Regions from separate parts of the Mus musculus genome. Here region 1 is linked to region 2. Evidence: chromatin loops called from intact Hi-C (ENCODE). Cell type or tissue: left cerebral cortex. All regions are shown on one strand. Each heading gives the region's core, and the rest is flanking DNA. Links, peaks and the distances in the headings are about the cores only. Region 1 overlaps Rchy1 (ring finger and CHY zinc finger domain containing 1). Region 2 overlaps Mthfd2l (methylenetetrahydrofolate dehydrogenase (NADP+ dependent) 2-like).

What was found. Hi-C counts contacts between places; a loop is a spot of excess contacts. Peaks named below come from ENCODE experiments on the same cell type or tissue, not always from the same donor. Only the 100,000 strongest peaks of a DNase experiment are listed, where the experiment ranks them.
Region 1: it touches region 2 in a loop (3-fold over the local background); 5 of 42 quality-filtered maps call a loop at or near these places.

What each region holds. Positions count from the first base shown.
Region 1 is chr5:91,939,875-91,948,942 of GRCm38, reverse strand. It overlaps Rchy1 (ring finger and CHY zinc finger domain containing 1), which reads left to right. Exons shown (of 9, transcript NM_026557.4): 9 at 1-101. Among named protein-coding and RNA genes, the nearest start is that of Rchy1, 19 kb to the left of the region's middle. In left cerebral cortex, for the core only: no CTCF peak of the experiment used is centred there; no DNase peak of the experiment used is centred there.
Region 2 is chr5:90,937,576-90,946,643 of GRCm38, reverse strand. All of the region lies in intron 1 of Mthfd2l (methylenetetrahydrofolate dehydrogenase (NADP+ dependent) 2-like), which reads right to left. Among named protein-coding and RNA genes, the nearest start is that of Mthfd2l, 11 kb to the right of the region's middle. In left cerebral cortex, for the core only: no CTCF peak of the experiment used is centred there; a DNase peak (open chromatin) is centred at 4,900.

The sequences.
Region 1 (9,068 bases), core at 584-8,583, 1.0 Mb before region 2:
AACATAAGCCATCATATATAAAAGACATTTTCCCTTTGAGATGCTTTTATGGATGAATGATTTGGGAAAGTATAAAGTAATGACGCTCTTCAGTGCTCAAGTCCACTGTTACGGTACAAGTCCTTCCGTCTGCCAGAATTACTTCCCCACAGAGTAATTAATTCAGCTGGTATTTTAGTAAGCAGCTGTAAGCCAGGTGTGGTTCTAGATGCTTTAAAATGACAATGAAAAGTTCCTTGTAGTGGTACATTCTGCCATTCCTCATATTTGGTCAACATATTCTGTCTTATTAATGCAAGCAGTATGTGTCGTCAGTGTAGACATGGATTATTTTCTAAGTTCTCAGGAGATAAATAGGATGAAGTAGTCCTGGAAAGGGCTCTCAGTTTACACTTCTCTGTGCTTACCTAGAAGAACTAAGTATTCCTCGAAGTTAATGAATATGCCGAGCATAGATGGGTCATCTGTATCAACCCCTATTCCCCAGGCTCAGGGAACAACATGGTGGGGGTGGATGGGAAGGACATGAGAGCTGGAAGATGAAAGAGGACGGCTGGGAAACACTGGGTTTTGACATAACAAGGTTGTCGCATGTGAACTTAGAGCAGCCACGGTTGCCTGCTGAGACCTTTATGAGATCAAGCCTGTGAAAAATCCTGCAAGGATAAAGTGAGCCCTGAGCCCTGCTTGTAGCTGAAGAGCAGATAATGCTCCCGTGAAGGGAGAAGCATTGCGTTTCTTAGGGGCTGTGGGTTGCGGGTGGGTTGTCCACACCCCAGTGGATGGCTGCACCTGTGGGTACATGGAAAGCACTAGTTGGACTCACTGGGTTATTAATTAAAAAAAGAAAGGGTCATCTGGAAAGGTGGGTGAGTGGTTCAGAGCACTTGCTTTTCTTTCAAAGGACATGAGCTTGGTCCACAGGACCCAGGTCAGAATTTCAGGGTTTCCAACACATACTGACAGCCAAGTATACACATAAATTTAAAAAAAAAAAAAAAAAAAAAAGGCTAGGCATGGTGTTCTGTATTCTTAATCCTAGCACTTGGGAGGTCTAAGTTCAAGGCCATCCTGGGCTACATAGAAAGACCCTCTGTAAGAGAAAAAGAAATTAGTGAGATGTGATGTGTTTGGAGGTCTTGATGGGAACTGGAGGGAAGTAGTGGGAGTGGATATGACCTAAGTACATGTATGAATTTCTGATGAAGTCTTTAGGGCTTTTTTTTTTTAAATATGATGCTTGAATACTGTGCCAGCTGCTTTCATGTCAAGTCATCAGAGAATGGGGAGTCTCAGTTGAGAGAATGCTTCTGTTAAGACTGGGCTGCAGTCCTATAAAGGATTTTCTTAATTAGTGATCAACTGGAGGGCACAGTCCATAGTGGCTGATGCCATCCCTGGGCTGGTGGTCAGGGTTCTATAAGAAAGCAGGCTGAGCAAGCCACAGGGAGCAAGCCAGTAAGCAGCACCCCTCTGTGTCTTCTGAGTCAGCGCCTGCCTCCAGATCCCTGTCGCGCTTCAGTTACTGACCTGGCTTCTTCAGGGATTTGGAAGTGAAAGCCAACTACTTACCCTTTTCTTTCCCAAGTTGCTTTGGTCATGGTGTTTCAGCACAGCAATAGTAACCCTAATTAGAACAGAAATCTTATTCTTTCTTTGCTGTTGCTAAATTCTCTGACATCCTGTTGGGGTGGGAGGAAGTGGTGAGACCAGCATCCTTTTGTTCCTTAGAGGAAGGACTTTAACCTTCTTACTGTAAAATATTATGGGGCTTTTTTTAATTAAGTGTGGTATATTTATTATCTGTGCTCATCAGTAGCATTGGTTTGTAGTTTTTCTTTTGGTCTTGCCTCGCATCGCAATGTATTACCGTAATGCTGACGTGTAAAGTGGGTTAATAAGTAGTGGGGTTGCTCTTGTGCACTGTGGATTCAGAGACTGAGTTCTGTGCTCCAAGATCAGGTTGCAGTCTGGACATGGGCAGTGTGTTGACCATTGCGCTGTAAAGAATGGTCCCCAGAATTCCCTGATTGGACAATAAAAGCCCAGACCCTGTGACTAGGCAGGAGAGAGAGAAAGTCGGGACTTGAGGTCAAGTAGGGGCCATGAGGGGAAGGAAAAGGGGGTCTTGGCTTGCTTATTTACAGTTAGACTAAATCATTACAAAACATGTTGATCATCATACAAAGAAAAACTTTTTTTTTGTTGTTGTGACAGTTATTCTCTGTGTAACTCTGACTTCCCCAGAAATCACTCTGTAGACCAGGTTGGCCTCGAACTCACAGAGATCCGCCTACCTCCACTTTCCAAGCACTGGGATTAAAGGTGTGTGCCCTGGTAAAAAGAAGGTAACCGTGAAGCAGGATGGATGTATAAGGGTGGACCACGAGCTCATGGCATAGAGAAAATCCGCCCTGAGGACACACTTGCTGTGGAACAAACAGCAAGACTCCGTTGGCAAATAGCACAGGGCCTGTGACTGGGAGTTAGCTTAGACTAGCTCGGATTCTGCCCAGTCTGTTTACAGCTTGTTAACAGAAATGCCAGGTTTTTGTGTCTTTTCTTTGGGAGCTATATAGGCTAGAGTGGGGCAGGGGCAGAAACCCCCATAACATCACTGCCAGAGGTACCATCATCATCATCATCTCCTCTCCCCACCCCCTTCAGAAGACTTTAGAAAGATTGGGGTTGGTTCTTAAATATTTGGTAGAATTCTGCTGGGAAGCCATTTTTTTCTTGATGGGAGATCTTTTTTTTTTTTTTTTTTTTTTTTTGGTAAATTATGTGTATTATATGTCTAGCTATCTGTGTGTCTTAGGGTTTGACTGCTGTGAATAGACACCACTGACAAGGCAACATTCAGAAGGCCAAGATTTAATTGGGGCTGCCTTACAGGTTCAGAGGTTCAGTCTACTATCATCAAGGCAGGCATGGTGCAGAAGGAGCTGAGAGTTCTACATCTTCATCTGAATGCTGCTAGCAGAATACTGACTTCCAGACAGCTAGGATGAGGGTCTTAAAGCCCACACCCACAGTGACACACTTATTCCAAGGCCACACCCACTCCAACAGGGTCAGACCCAATAGTGCCACTCCCTGGGCCAAGCTAATACACACACTGTGTGTGTGTGTGTGTGTGTGTGTGTGTGTGTGTGTGTGTGGTATCTGCATGTGAATGCAGGTTCCTGCTGAGGCCAGAGGCTTGGGCTCTAATCCTGGAACTGGGGTTACAGGCATTTGTGAGCTCTCTGATGCAAATGTTAGGGACCCTCTGGGGCCTTGGGCCAGTATTGTGGGAGCCCTTGCCTGCTGCGCAGTTTCTGCAGTCTCTGATGGGAGTACTTACATTATTGATTTACTCTCCTTGCTTTTGGTCTCTTCAGCCTTCTATTTCTTTCTGGTTTCAGTCTTTATAGACTGTAGGTTCTTAAGAATTCATCCATTTCTTCTAGGTTACCCCAGTTGTAGCTGTGTAACTGTCCGTACCGGTCTCTTACTGTACTCGTGTCCTTATAATACCCCTGGGTTCGCCTCTCAGTCATTCCCAGTTTTATTTACTTGAATATTGTTCCGTAGCTTCCTTACTTGCTTTATAAATAGAAGAATCTTGAATTTGCATGAGACACAGGATAGTTTGTTCCCAAGTTTTCCCTCTCTGTAAGAATGTGTCAAGTTTTCACTATCTGTAAGAATATGTGCATATATGACAAAATCTCTTAGGAAAATTTCCCTCAGAAATGTTTATTTCTAGACCATAATCATTGAAATTTGATGCTTCCATAATTTTCTCAAGGTAGAAATACAAAGGTCAGTTAAATCCTGCTGGAATCTACCCAATAGAGACCTTTATTCAATTTCACAAAATGTATTTTGCATCAGATACATGCCAGGTATCTGTTTGTGTGTACTTCTTTATTCTAAATTGAATTTCCCCAGGCATTATTGACTAGGCTTTTGTCCATGGGGCCCATCTCCCAGGAAGGGAGCCTCGAGCAATGCAGCGAGGCCTAAGCATTGCAGCTGCCTATGGAAAGCATCGGCGCTCAAAATGTCTCAGTCCATATACATGGAGAGATCTTCTCCCATATCTCACCAATGAAGTAACTTCTTCCTCAGATAGATGGAGATGAATGGGCAAACCAAGGAGGATGAAGAAATGTATCCTATTAAATAGGGACAGACGTTTGAATTTGGTTAACTGAAGCAAGAACAGAGGACAATTCCATATGTCAAAGACACAGTCCTTCTTTTGACCTGGCATTTAGGACTCATGCCCTGTGGGCTGAAGGTAAGTTAGGGAGGGTGAAAGGAATAGCCTCTTCTCAGAATAAGCTAAAACTGACCTGGCATCCAGACTCCATGGAATTTGTCTGGTGAACTTTGAGTAGGATAGGCTATGGAGACACTGTGGACTGTGCCTAATACTAGGTCCTCATAGGCATTAAGGAAGGCCTGTCTGTTCATAGCATTGGGGTGTCTCCTGTCTGTGCCTTGTGGTGAACTGTAAAAATGTCTCTAAATCTCGATTTGCAACAGGGCTTAGGCACTTCTGTTATCACTTGGAGAATGAACAAGGGAACTGGGGCAGGGTAAATAGCATTGAGTGGATTGAGCCTTGCTCTCTCTGTCCCTCTGTCAAGGGACTCAGAAAAAGCATTCCTCCTTCCACCATAATGAGGAGTTTTATCTTACATCCTGCTGTATGTAGCCAGCAGCCTGGTGAGTTCCCCAGCTCCCTTTTGCCCTGACACTTTGCACTGAGGAGGGGGACTGACTTTAGCATCTCTTATGAAGAAAGCAGATCCACTTCTCACAGCCCCAAGGCCACCCTTCTGTTACAAGCGCTGCTCAAGTGCGCTAGTCTTTGAGGGTGGTACATGATGAGAGAGTCTGTTCAGCTCTGTAAAACAAATGCCAACTTTAGTGAGACTCTGCTGAAGGGCATTGTTCTGTTTTGTTTTTGTAATAAAGTTTGATTTCACAATAAACTTATCCCTAAGAATAAATTTGTCCTTAAATTTAGAAGAGAAAAGAAAAGAATACTTTGAACTTCAGACAGACTAAACTGTGGGCAAGGGACTTAAGTGACTTCTTAATTTCTTTGCTTAGGACAAAGCAAGAAATTTTCCTGGCAATCAGTTTCCTTTTAGATGAGAGTAAGAATAACTATCAGGAAATACCAATGTATTTAAGGGAGCTTATCCCCTGTTAGGAAGTGGAACAGAGTGGCTGAGAGGACGAGCCCTGGGACACGGAGAGAGCTTGAATCTTGGTTCTGCTGTGTGACCTTGGGCATCATACCTATCTCTTTGTTTCTCGGGTTGTTGGTGAAGAGTTGCTCGTGTGAGGACTTGGTTGGCGATGGCTGCATTTGGATGCCCTGCAGTCTGCTGACTAGAGAGTCAGGCCCAGCTGCCCCTTTCCTTTCTTACTCTGTTTCACACACACTACACTGACTGGCTTTTCCGTTTTTACTGTTGCTGTTGTATCTTGCCTGCTCTAAGCCTTTTCTTCTCCCTCTGAAGTCTGCTTTTCCATCTGGTTAAGATGATTGCCAGCCTCTGGGTCAAGGTTGCTGGACGAACCTGTAGGAAAAAAAGCTCTAAGGGGGACCTCAGACTTTGCTTCCTGACAGCAGAGGGTGCCACAATGTTTCTCACTTCAGAAATCTACACAGGATTACTTTCCTTTTTTCTATCTGTCACTTAAGAGTCTCCTGGCCGACAGACCATCTGTGAGGACTTTTCTTGGCCAGTCTGTAATAGTGACATGAACCAACACCATGAATGCATGGTCACTGGGTGCCTTTAAATTTTAATTAGGTATGTCTGTTATACTGTATTTCATATTTCTCCATTTCTTGGATTAGGTTTGTAAAGATACAGTATTTTCAAGAATATGTTGCTAGCTGATGGGGGAGGGCTTGGGGGAGGGGGCATGCAGGCAGTCATGGCACTGGGGCAGTAGCTGAGAGCTGACACCTGATCTGAAAATGGCAGGCTTAGAAGGACACTTAGCCTGCTATGGCCTTTTAAAGCCTTCACCACCACTAGGGTCACAGTCTGTAACAAGGTCACACCTTTTAATTCTTACACTGGGAACCAAATATTCAAACGTAGGCGCCTATGAGAGCCACTCTCATTCCAATCACCACAGTGCTTCCAATCCTAGCCCTTGGAAGGACGATTGCAAGTTTGAGGACAGTCTGAGCTTCACTGTGAGGTTCTTTCTCAAACAACAACAACCACAAAACCAACCAACCAACCAACCAACCAACCAACCAACCAACCAAAACCCAACAGCAAAACAAAAAACAATGAAGCAGACAACTAGAGCCCAACTAAAACAAGCAAAATAGGATTTGTAACTGACAGAATGGCTCTTGTTTGGCCAGTACATGTTTGTGGAGCGGCCAAAGCAGAATGTAGGAAGAATAGTACCAAACTGATGTGAATTCTGTGTGGTGGGGCATTGATGCGGAAGGCCCGAGCAGATCAAAGCACTGCTTGGCTCCCCAACAATTGTAACCTGATCAGAGCCTATCGAGGCTGTAAAAAACTGCAGATGGCCTTTTCTTCCAGTGGAAATACAGATGTTTCCTCTACTTTCCTTGCCCCCTGCCACTAAGAGTTACATATGTTCATTACAGTTAGACTATGTTAGGTACAGGGTGGAAGAAAGAAAAATAGTTAACGCCCTTTACTTGGACCACCCAGAGACGATCCTGAGAGCATTTTGATTCCTTTCATTACAACATCTTTCCTAAGTATTAAAAAAACCCACCAGGTTTGTGATCATAATGCAATACATGTTTTTTCCCTCACTTTTGTACGATAGAACAAACATATCCCAGTAATACTACAGTCTCCCTGTATGCACTGTTTAAGCCCCTTGTACAAAGTTTCAGTTTGTAGAAGTTGGGCATTTAGAGGTCATCCATTTCTGAGTATGCAGAAGTGAGGAATAACATCCACAAGACTGGGCCTGTGCTTCGGGTGCTGTCCTGAGCAAACGGACCTTATTTTACTGAGCTAAGACACCAACAGTTTAGCAAAGTCAAGAAAGAACTCTACAATGTGAGGACTAACCATTCAGCCTCCAAATGACTCTCGTAGGACCAAGGGTGCAGCGTGAAGCAAGCATGCAAGGCTTTCCTCCCACGGAGCTTACATTTTAGAGTACACGTGGGAAACACAGTAAATGGGGTGGAATGCTACTCAGCTATTATTAAAAATGAGGTATTGATGGGGCTGGAGAGATGGCTTCGTACTTAAGTGCACTGGCTGCTCTTCCAGATGACTCGGGTTTGGTTCCCAGCGCCCACATGGCAACTCAGAACAACTATTGGTAACTTCATTCCCTGGGGGATTCAGTCCCCTCTGAGGTAGCCGAGTATGCATGTGGCATGTGGACATATAACAAAACACCTGTACACATACACAAAAAAATTCAACAGCAGAAAAAAGTAAGGCACTGATCGGTGTGTGCTATAAATGAATGGGTCTTGAAAGCATGCCAGTTGAAAGAAGCCATTCACAAAGAGCCACACGTCACTGCGATTCCATTTAGATGAAGTGTTCAGTAGAAGCAAACCATAGAAACAAAGTCTAACAGTGCTTGCCAAGGGTTGGGGGCTGGTAATGGAATGGTGATGATGACTGTTAATAGTTAATGTTCTAAAACTGAGTGTGATCATAATTATGTGACTATAAATACATAAATATCCCATTGAATTTATATACGCAAAATGGGTGAATTTTATCGCATGCTAAGTTATATCTCAGTAAAGCTGTTATTATTTTTTAAATATTTGCTATCCTACAGTTAGGAAACAGCTCTAGAGCCTAGAAAGATTGCTCAGCAGGTAAACTTACTATTGGCTGCTCTTGCAGAGGACCTGGGTTTGGTTCGAAGCACCCACATGGCAGTTCGCAACTATCTATAACTCCAGTTCCAAGGGAATTTGATGCCCTCTTCTGGCCTCTGCAGGAACTAGGTACACATGTGCCTACATATAAATACATACAGGCAAATGCTATATAATAAAATAAACCTGAAAGGATTCTAAAATGACATGATATTTGGGGCTTGCTTGAACATAATTATTATTGAGAACTGAGTTCTGGACAAGATAAGACTGACATTTGATAATTGTAAAAGCTGAGATCTGGGCATAAGATGACCTATTATACTGTTTTATCTAGTTTTCTATGTATCTGACATTTTCTATAGGGCTAACAATGTATTAAAAAACTCATTTAGAGACTGACTCTGGGGCAGGAACCTCTCACCTTGAACTGGAATGGTACTGGCTAATAGCCCAGGGTTTAGTGGCAGGTCTCTGTATTTTGAACCCTAGCTTTGCCGTGTAACCCTGGAATGCCATTTAGTTTCTTTATGCCTTGGTTTCCTCATTCATAACATACAGAGATTAGCATGTTCAGTTATAGGGATGCTATAAAGACTCACCATTTCTAAAGAATTTACAACTTGTCTCCTCTCCTTTGAGCGGAAAATCCACTGTTGCTCAGTACTTGCTGCTCATTCGCAGGGAGATAAATGCCGTTGGTGTGCCCAGGGGAGAGCGTTGCTCAGACTGCACAGCAGAGCAGAAACTGACAGGTGGGCAGCCCTGCCGAGCCTGCGGTACCCAGGCACTTAGCATCATCTGAATAGGCATTCCCTCTGGCTCCTCTTCAGTTCCACCTCATCCTCACAGCCCATCCCAGCAGCCAGCTCTGCCTGTGGAGGAGACGAGGTCAGAAGGGATAATTGCGCTTCTCACCTGGCTGTCACGTTAAGTGTTCTCTGCTCCCGTGCTTGAGAATGACCTCTGTCCTGAAAGAAGGCAGCAGCTTCAGTGAGTCCGGCACTGTCTCCCGGTGTCTGTGCATGGATGCATTTGTGAGCTAATGTGCCTTCCTGGTAGGAAAGACTTCCTGCTTCTTTTAATCTGCTGTGAAGGCCTGGTTGTTGATTCTGATCCTAGCTCTGGCACAGATGGATCCTCTGACCACCTCCAGTGAGGTATTCTTGACTTCGTACGTACGAGTAGGCGCCAGCTGTTT
Region 2 (9,068 bases), core at 599-8,598:
AGATCGGGCTCAGTTCCCAGCACACACATGGTGGCTCACAACTGACTGTAACTCCTGTTGCAGAGAAGCACTCCCCCATCTTGTAGCCTCTACACAGCCGTGCATGTAGGCAATGACACATAAAATAAAAATTAATATTCAAAACTACTGTGAACATCTAAAATTTGACTTTTCTAACTACACCTGACATTCATTTTCAGGTTCATAAGTACTATTAATGAGCTTTGGGAAGGATTATAATTCTTTGGTACTTCCGTCTTTCATTCTGTTCCCTCTAAACTAAAGGTGTTCATGTCACACCAAATTTATGCTGAAATTCTAAACAGCACTGCTCTGAGATTAGGAGGGTGACCTTGGAGAGGGGATCGGTGTGGGGAATCTCTGCAAACACTCTGGCCGACAGAGTTATGGCCCTCATGAAGCAAGAAGGAAGTCTTGTTTGGCATGCCTCTGTAGGTGGTGTTGGTTCAAACTTTGAAAGCCTGGAACTGAGCAGTTTATTTTAGGCATACATAAGTGCAGGTCAGTTTTGTAAAATAATGTTTCCTTGTGATAAGTAACTCAATCCCATGTATACAACAAACTTTAAGATGTGATTATACTGAGACTCTTTTCAAAGTACATGTGATCAACCTCTTCCATAAAGATGGGCTTTATAGATTGACACCGTAAGGCTCTTGTTGGGAATTGGCTCTAATGCTCTGTCTTGATTCAGGCCCTCAGATCGGGAATCTGCATGTCCAAAATGCTGAAGGTCCCTGTCCCCAGTTGGTTTTTAATTGATCAATAAAAAGCCAACAGCCAATGGCTGGGCAGAGGAAGAGGTGGGACTTCTAGGTTCCCAGGAGAAGAAACACAGGGAGGAAAAAGAAAGGCTCTCTGCCAGACAGACCTCTTAAAGAAGGAACAGAAGGGAGCAACGGCCAAAATGTAGGTACAAGAAGGAAAGTGGCCCCCAGAATGGCTGCCCAGAAGCATCTTTGGGCAGCAGAGATAAGGGAGTCACCCAGAGGAAGCTAGGGCAACAAGATAAAATATAGATTTAAGAGGTGTTTAATCTTGGGTACTTTCTCTAGCTCCTATATTGGGGGCCCTGTGTTCCATCCTATATGACTATGAGCATCCACTTCTGTATTTGCCAGGCACTGGCAAAGCCTCACAAGAGACAGCTATATCGGGGTCCTTTCAGCAAAATCTTGCTGGCAATGCAATAGTGTCTGCGTTTGATGGCTGATTATGGGATGGACCCCCAGGTGGGGCAGTCTCTGGATGATCCATCCTTTTGTCTTAGCTCCAAACTTTGTCTCTGCAACTCCTTCCATGGATATTTTATTCCATATTCTAGGGGAGGAATGAAGTATCCACGCATTGGTCTTCCTTCTTGATTTTCTTATGTTTTGGAAGCTGTATCTTGGGTATTCTAGGTTTCTGGGATAATATCCACTTATCAGTGAGTGCCAAGAGCTGAAGGGGTCTGCAACCCTATAGGTGGAGCAACAATATGAACTAATCAGTACCCCCAGAGCTCGTGTCTCTAGCTGCATATGTAGCAGAAGATGGCCTAGTCGGCCATCATTGGGAAGAGAGGCCCCTTGGTCTAGCAAACTTTATGCCCCAGGACAGGGGAACACCAGGGCCAAGAAGTGGGAGTGAGTGCGTAGGGGAGCAGGGTGGGGGGAGGGTATAGGGGACTTTTGGGATAGCATTTGAAATGTAAATGAGGAAAATATCTAATTTTAAAAAATGTGGGGGAAAAAAAGAGGTGTTTAATCAGGAATGCCAGAAGGGAGAATGTGCGGGCTGCAGGGAGCTTTAGAAGTTCCCAACCATTGAGCTCATACAGGCATAACAAAATTAGCTAGTGTGTGTGTCTTTCGTTCCTGAATGCAGAAAGCTCGTGGACAGGTGCAGCGCACATGTGACCCACCAGATGCCAAAGGGTTTAACTAATTCACTGCTACGGGGTCTTGGGGAAGGATCTTGTGTAGTCTTGGTCATACAGATAGTGTGAAGATCACCAAGATATTTAGCACCTCTGCTCCCATTTGTAGATGGATTCTATTGGCTGAGAAACAATGCTCAAGTTAAGGGTCTAGGGAGGATAACTGAGGTAAAGAGTAAGAGTCTGGGAGCCTGAACACAGAAATAGAGCAGGGATAACTGGCCTATTGTGCAGAGGTCACTGGAGTATTAACCACATCCATTCCCAGCCTTCTGGGAGGACAGCAGGCCATACATCTCTTCCTTTGAATGAACAACCCTGTTTGTCTATCATTTCTGGTTTCCAAAATGCTACTCTGTAAGCACATGGACCTCTTGCACTCTACAAATCAGGCCACAGGGCAGTTAGTGCCCTTACAAGGACCTCCAGAGGCTCCATTCACCTCCCCTTGTATTGGCACCCAGCAGAAAGAGCGCTTCATGGTGACACGATGGGAAGAAAGGAAAGTGTCTTACATGCGAAAGTCCAGCATTGTGCTTAGCTTCATATATTCTAGGCATCAGTGCTATATCTGAAAGGTAGTTGGATTTTCCCACTGCCAGGCCTCTCTGCATCCTGGTTATTGCTTCCTTGGCTATTTACAAAAATTCCATATAATCTCAATTGTCAGGATTATTTCCATTGTCACTGGAGCCTTTCTGGAACATTCTTGGCCTATCTCTGTATCTTTTGTTTTTAAGGACATTTTAATTTTTTTTTGTTGAGAATTTCCTACATGAGTATTGTATTTACATCATGTCCACTCCGCTACTTCTCTACTCCAACTCCTCTCATGCTCCCTCACTCCCTCTCAAATTCATGACTTCTCTTTAATTATTATTGTTGCACACCCATATATACATATGCATATACATATGCATATACATATACATATGCATATACATATTCGCACATATGACCTACTGAGTATATTCAGTGTTGTGTGTTTAGGACTGACCGCTTGTGACTGGGTCATCCCTGGAGAAGATTGATTTTCCTTCTCTTAGGAGCTGTCAATTGCCTTCATCTAAGATTTATATAATTCTCCCAACCACACTGGTATGTCAACTGTCGTTGTCATCGCGCAGTCTTATTTTGGTGGTGTGTATTACCACAAACAGGGAATGCAATCAAGGATCATGGTGAGTGGAGTCTTGAAAAGGGACATAGTATGACACAGATTCTGTGAAGGGGGACATTGGAAAAACAGGAGGACTCTTAACTGTGGGAAGAGAGGAAGGCAACCATAGGGAAAGAGAGGGAGTGGGATAAAGAACCTTAAGGATACATGTTTTCAGTTTAATTAAAAACATATACTATATGAGTGTGTCTCACACACACACACACACACATATGCATATGTAAATAATTTAAACGAAGTTACACGACTTAGGGCTATAAGCCCTTCCTTTCAAAACCATACACTCTCCAACAACAACAAAAAAAACCCCTAGTACCAGGCATGCAAAGTCTCTCTTCAATAATAACACAGGCTGTTTCTGTTGCCCATTGTTTGTTAGAACTTGAAGGTAAGATTCTGTTGCTGAAGATATCATCCACTTTGGCTCAGGACTTGGAGGAACTGAGCTCGGAATTGATCTTGGAGACTCTTAAACTTCATATGTGTTTCTCTCCAGCACTTTAAAGGCTTTGTCACACTAAGGTCTTTGATCCCTTTTTTAACTCATTTTTCTTCTGGATGAGAAATGTGGGCCTAGTTTCACCCCTTCAGCCTGTGAAAGTCTGGTTTTTTCCACTACCCTTTGATGAGAGGCTGAGTCTTCTAGAGTGTTTTTGATGTTAGTACCTGCAAGGGTTTATATCTCAGATACCGTGTTTGTGCCTGCGCTGCACTGTTTTTCGTTATTACGGCTCTGTAATATAATTTGAGGTGAGGAATTGTGACACCTCCAGCACGGCTCCTTTGCATAAGAATTGCTTCTGCTATTCATGGCCTTGTGCTTCCATGTGGATTTATAATAGTTTAATAGTTCAATGAAGACTAACATTAAGCTATTGAAGAGCAGATTGTTTTGGGTTAATATAACCGTTTTCACAAGATTAATTCTGCTAACATATGAGTCTGGGAGAGTTTGTCATCTTCCAATGTCTTCAAATTCTTTTCTCAGTGTTTCAACTTTTCATTTGGAGGCCCTACACTTCAAGATTTTTTTTAAAGTTTATTTTGACGGTTATTTTAAAAACTTACAAATTTGATTTTTCTGACTTCTGGTTTTGGCAAGTTGACAACTGGTATGTAGAAAGTTTATGATTTTTCAACATTGATTTTGTACTCTATTAGTTTGCTAAAAATATATACCTGTTTTAATAGTTTCTAGTGGAAGTTTTAGGGTCTTTTAAGTATACATTGATATCTCCAAACAGAGATAGTTTGATTTCTTCCTTCCCTGTTTCTATCCCTCTATCTCTTTGTATTATTGCCCTAGCTAGGATTAGGAGCATTATGTTGAGTGAAAGTTGAAAGAGTAGGCACTCCTGTGTTAGTCTATATTTTATAAGATTAGAGGTTTCTTCCATACTCAGTGTATTACCTATGGCTTTAAAATGTGTAGTCTTTGCTATGTTAAGGTAGGTTCTTTCTATTTCATTCATAGCTTTATCATGGAGGAAAATTAAAATGGATTTTCCTGCATTAATTAAAAGGATCACGTGATTTCCCTTCTTAAGGATATGAATACAGTCTTACAGACAAGATTATGCATTCAAACAAACTTGCTCTCCTAGAATGAAACCAGTTTGGTCTTGATGTAATTTTAATATGGTCTTGAATTCACTTTACCTGAAATGTTTTTGAGAAATTTTGTCTTTGTGCACCAGAAAAACTGATCTAGAGTTTCCTTCTTCGTGTTGCTATTTCTGTGAGCAAGTTTGGCTTTGGAGATGAATTTGGCTATGTTCTGTCTCTTTTTTTTATGTAACAGTTCAAGAAAACATTGGCACTAGCTCTCCCTTAACGGTTTGGAAGAATTCTGCAGTGGATCCACCTGGTCCTGCACTTTTGCTGGGAGAATTTTTATTACTGCTTCCATCTCATTGGTTCTTATGGTTCTGTTTAATATGTTTGCTGCTCCTTGATTTAACTTTGGTGGGTCACAGGTGTCTAGGAATCCATACATTGCCTCTGCATTATCCAGTTGTTTAGAATATGATGTAATTCTTGAGATAGCTTTACATCTACAGTCTTCTCCCTCTTTCATCTCCTTGTTATTCATTTCAGTCTTCTTACTTCCCTTTTGTTAGACTGGCTAAGGGTTTTTTCAGCAGACCTGGTCTTTCATTTATTTAGTTCCCAATGCACCAATGTTCCTTGATATTTACTGCTTTTTGAGTTTGGATTGTTGTTTTTCTAAGCTCTTGAGGTGCATCATTGGATTATTGACTTGAGCTCATCTTGATGTTTTATTCCAAACATTTATAGTTACAAATTTCTCCTAAGAATAGCTTTAGCTGTAGTAAGATGTTCATTGTGGGGAATTGCAGGCTGGTATCCAGTTGTGCTGAGGTCTGAGGTCATAATTCACCTACATGACACGATAGGAATTCCCTCATGCTCCTGGAACTCCAGCCCCTGCCTAAGTTACCACCTCCCACAGCCCCCCACAAGAGAAGCATGATCAGTAGTCAAGTAGACAATGGCCCAAGCTTCTGACCTTCAGGCTAAACTCCTCCCCAGTTACCTAGCAACAGTAAAGACCATAAAAGGGGCTGTTAGGCCCCCACCTCGCTCTCTTACTTCTCTTACTCTTACACTCTTACTTCTTGCTCTCCTGTCTCCCTCTTACCCCTCTCTTTGTCTTCTCTCCTTCCTCTCTTCTCTTCTCTTCTCTTCTCTTCTCTTCTCTTCTCTTCTCTTCTCTTCTCTTCTCTCTCCTCTCCTCTCCTCTCCTCTCCTCTCCCTCTCCCTCTCCCTCTCCTTCTTTCTCTCCCTCTCTCTCTGCCTTCTCTCTTTCTCCCTGCATTTCTATAATAAAGCTCTTAAACCATAGACAGTCTCTGCTCCATCAAGATCCGCTGCACAGTCTGGTCAATGTTGGGAACCTCTTCCCTCATCCCTCTCTCCTATAACTCCGGGCGACAGGGTGTCACCTTGGGGTCCCTGGTAGGGGGCTACCCCTTGTCCAACCCCCGCTGCATGAGTCAGAGGCTTGCATACCCACCTGGGACCGAGTGGAAAGCGCCTAGCAGCTCTGCTTGAGTCCACCTGCCCAGAGCACAGGAACTCTGGCTGGATGTGGGCCCCTTTTTCTCCCCCATTTCTCCCCAGGGCCTTCCTGGGCCCCCCTTTTTTGTTCCCAACAGTTCATTCTATTGACTATAAATGTATTGGTTTTACTGCCAGGCACCATATTCCATCAATTGATCCTCAGACCTATTTATAATATTATATTTCAGTTTTGGTAACTACACATTAGTGTTATATCTCAAGATAAGGTAGACTTCCATTTTTGCTGTTTTGACTATTACAGATCTTTCGTAGTCTTGCTTAGACTTCAGGAATCTTTCCTTCCGGGATAATTGCCTTTAGAATTTTGGCAGAACTTGCATTGGCTCTAGATAATTGCAGATAGTCTTGGCATTTTAATATTTTTCAGAGCATGGATGAAAATTTAGAATTCTAACAGGAATTGTGTTGGCTCTGTAGATAACTGCACCTAGTGTTGTTATTTGAATATTATTTGCTAGTCCATGAACATGAGAGATTTTCCATGTAGTTTTTCCTCAAACTCTTTCATCCGTGTTTTGAGTTTTCAGTGTGCAGACCGTTCACCTCTTTGTTAAGCTTACTCTTAATTATGTCAAATATCATGCTGTTATAAATGAAGATACTTTCACTGGATGCATGCATATGCACAAAGGTATTTCCAGTTGCAGAAGGTTGTTCAACTTGATTCTGAGAAAGGAGAACTGAAAAGACCTACTCTGCCATCTTGTTGGTGCCAGCATCCTTTGTTCATTCAAAACACCAGTTTTCCATCAGTGAATCTAAGTAAACAGTACTGCCAGGATGTAGTCCACCCCCTCACTTGTTTTATAGTTGATTTTGAAAAAAATTCTAAATCTTAAAATGAAATCCAACTATCTTTACCTCTGGACTTTGCACTTTTCTTTCTTACGTGGCAAAATAGTTATTCAGACAGACTGGCTAAGAGTTGTCAGATTTTAAAACCTCAGTGTTTTGTTGAAAATCTATACTTGGCTCCTCAAAGCCACAGTTAAGAACCACTGATAGGGGTCTCCATCCCTCCAAAAACAGGATTAATCCCCTTGTATAAATGAGAGATCTGCTCTCAACTTGAAGAAACTTATCATGGCTAAATGTGTTCAAAAATTCTTCATTGAATACACAGAACATTCATAACAATGTTCAAATAAACTATAATAATCTAGCAACTGAAATATAAAGCCATAACAAAATTAATACTACACATATTAACATAGTGGCTGTATTTAAAATTTAAACCTAGTGATAAAATTTATATCTAATATCATAGGATAATCAGTCTCTGATGCCTACAATCAGATTTCAGAAATGGTAAGAATTTGAAAATATTTTATAAATCAGTTTATCATATCTATAGGTTGTTACATTTTACTTGAAATCTGATAGAAATTGATAGTCAATATAATCAAAAGTGGGTCAAAAAAGAGGAGATACCTTCAGCCTTGCAAGTTTGTAGGCAAATTGCAATCAAAGAAAAGCTTATAAAAAAAACTTATCCTTCATAAATCAAATAGCTAAACTAAATAAATGATAATTTAATGTGCACGTATGGTGCATTAATCGCTTCCTTCCAAAAATATATTAACTCCTCAATTCAAGTACATGTGACTGCATTTGGAAGTAAGGGCTTTGCTTGTGTATCTAAGAAGCCATAGAGAAGTGCCTTACTCCACTGTGACTGCTGTCCCTTCAATAGACACACAGGGTATCCTATGAGACACTGAGGGGAGAGAGCTGAGTGATGACCGAGTGAACCACTGAAGTCGTGCCAACGCAGCCTAAAGAAACCAAGGACTGTGGCAACCCCCAGAGACTGGGGGAGGAATCATGGTGCCACATAACACTATCAGACTTCTGGCTTCTGGGACGGTTAAGAAGAGATTCCTATAGTTTCTCTGTTTGCAGCAACCTCAGTAAATGTGGACACCTATGCAGCAGCCCATTCCCCCACCATATTCTAGAATCACATAACACTATCAGACTTCTGGCTTCTGGGACGGTTAAGAAGAGATTCCTATAGTTTCTCTGTTTGCAGCAACCTCAGTAAATGTGGACACCTATGCAGCAGCCCATTCCCCCACCATATTCTAGAATCAGCCTCAAACCCTTAAATATATATAAAACAAACACTGCCACAGCACAGCTTACAACCGAGGCTGCTTCTAAACGAACGCAGTGTAGGTCACACAGAGCCCAAATGCTCTGAACAAAGGATGCTTTGCATCTAGGAGGGGATGAGGAAAGACAGTGCAGGATTATATCACACTGTAGAATGGCGTGCTGTCTATAGCAAGCTTACCTCTGGGATTTTTCATTAAATGTTTTCAGGTAACTGAAGTCATGCAAAGAAAAAACTATGGAGGAATGCAGACTACTATAACCCCAGAGTAAATGCTCCAATTTATGTAAAAAAAATATTGAATGAGTGAGCTTAGTATTTTCATGTACATGATACCTTGAAACATACAAAAATACAGCTGAAAAACCAATTTGACTACATCTAAATATGACAAAGCTGCTCTAAAATCGAACTGTTTTTGTGATGGATAACTTTATCTTTTTTGTTTTCTTTTTTCGCCTTTTATTAAACATAGATTCTCTTCTCATACAATATAATCTGAATAAAGACCCCCTCCCTCCACTACCCCCACTACTCTTTCATAATGACCTTATCTCACAGACTGTGGTGCAAGGACACGCCAAAGGGAGACAGACCACCTGTGGATTGATGTAAACAAAAGTATCTTTATATTTCATTACAAAATAAAGATTGAAACAGTTTGATGCAGGTTTGTCCTAAGCTTAGTCCTACTTTAATATCAGTAGATGAAATAAATTATAAAC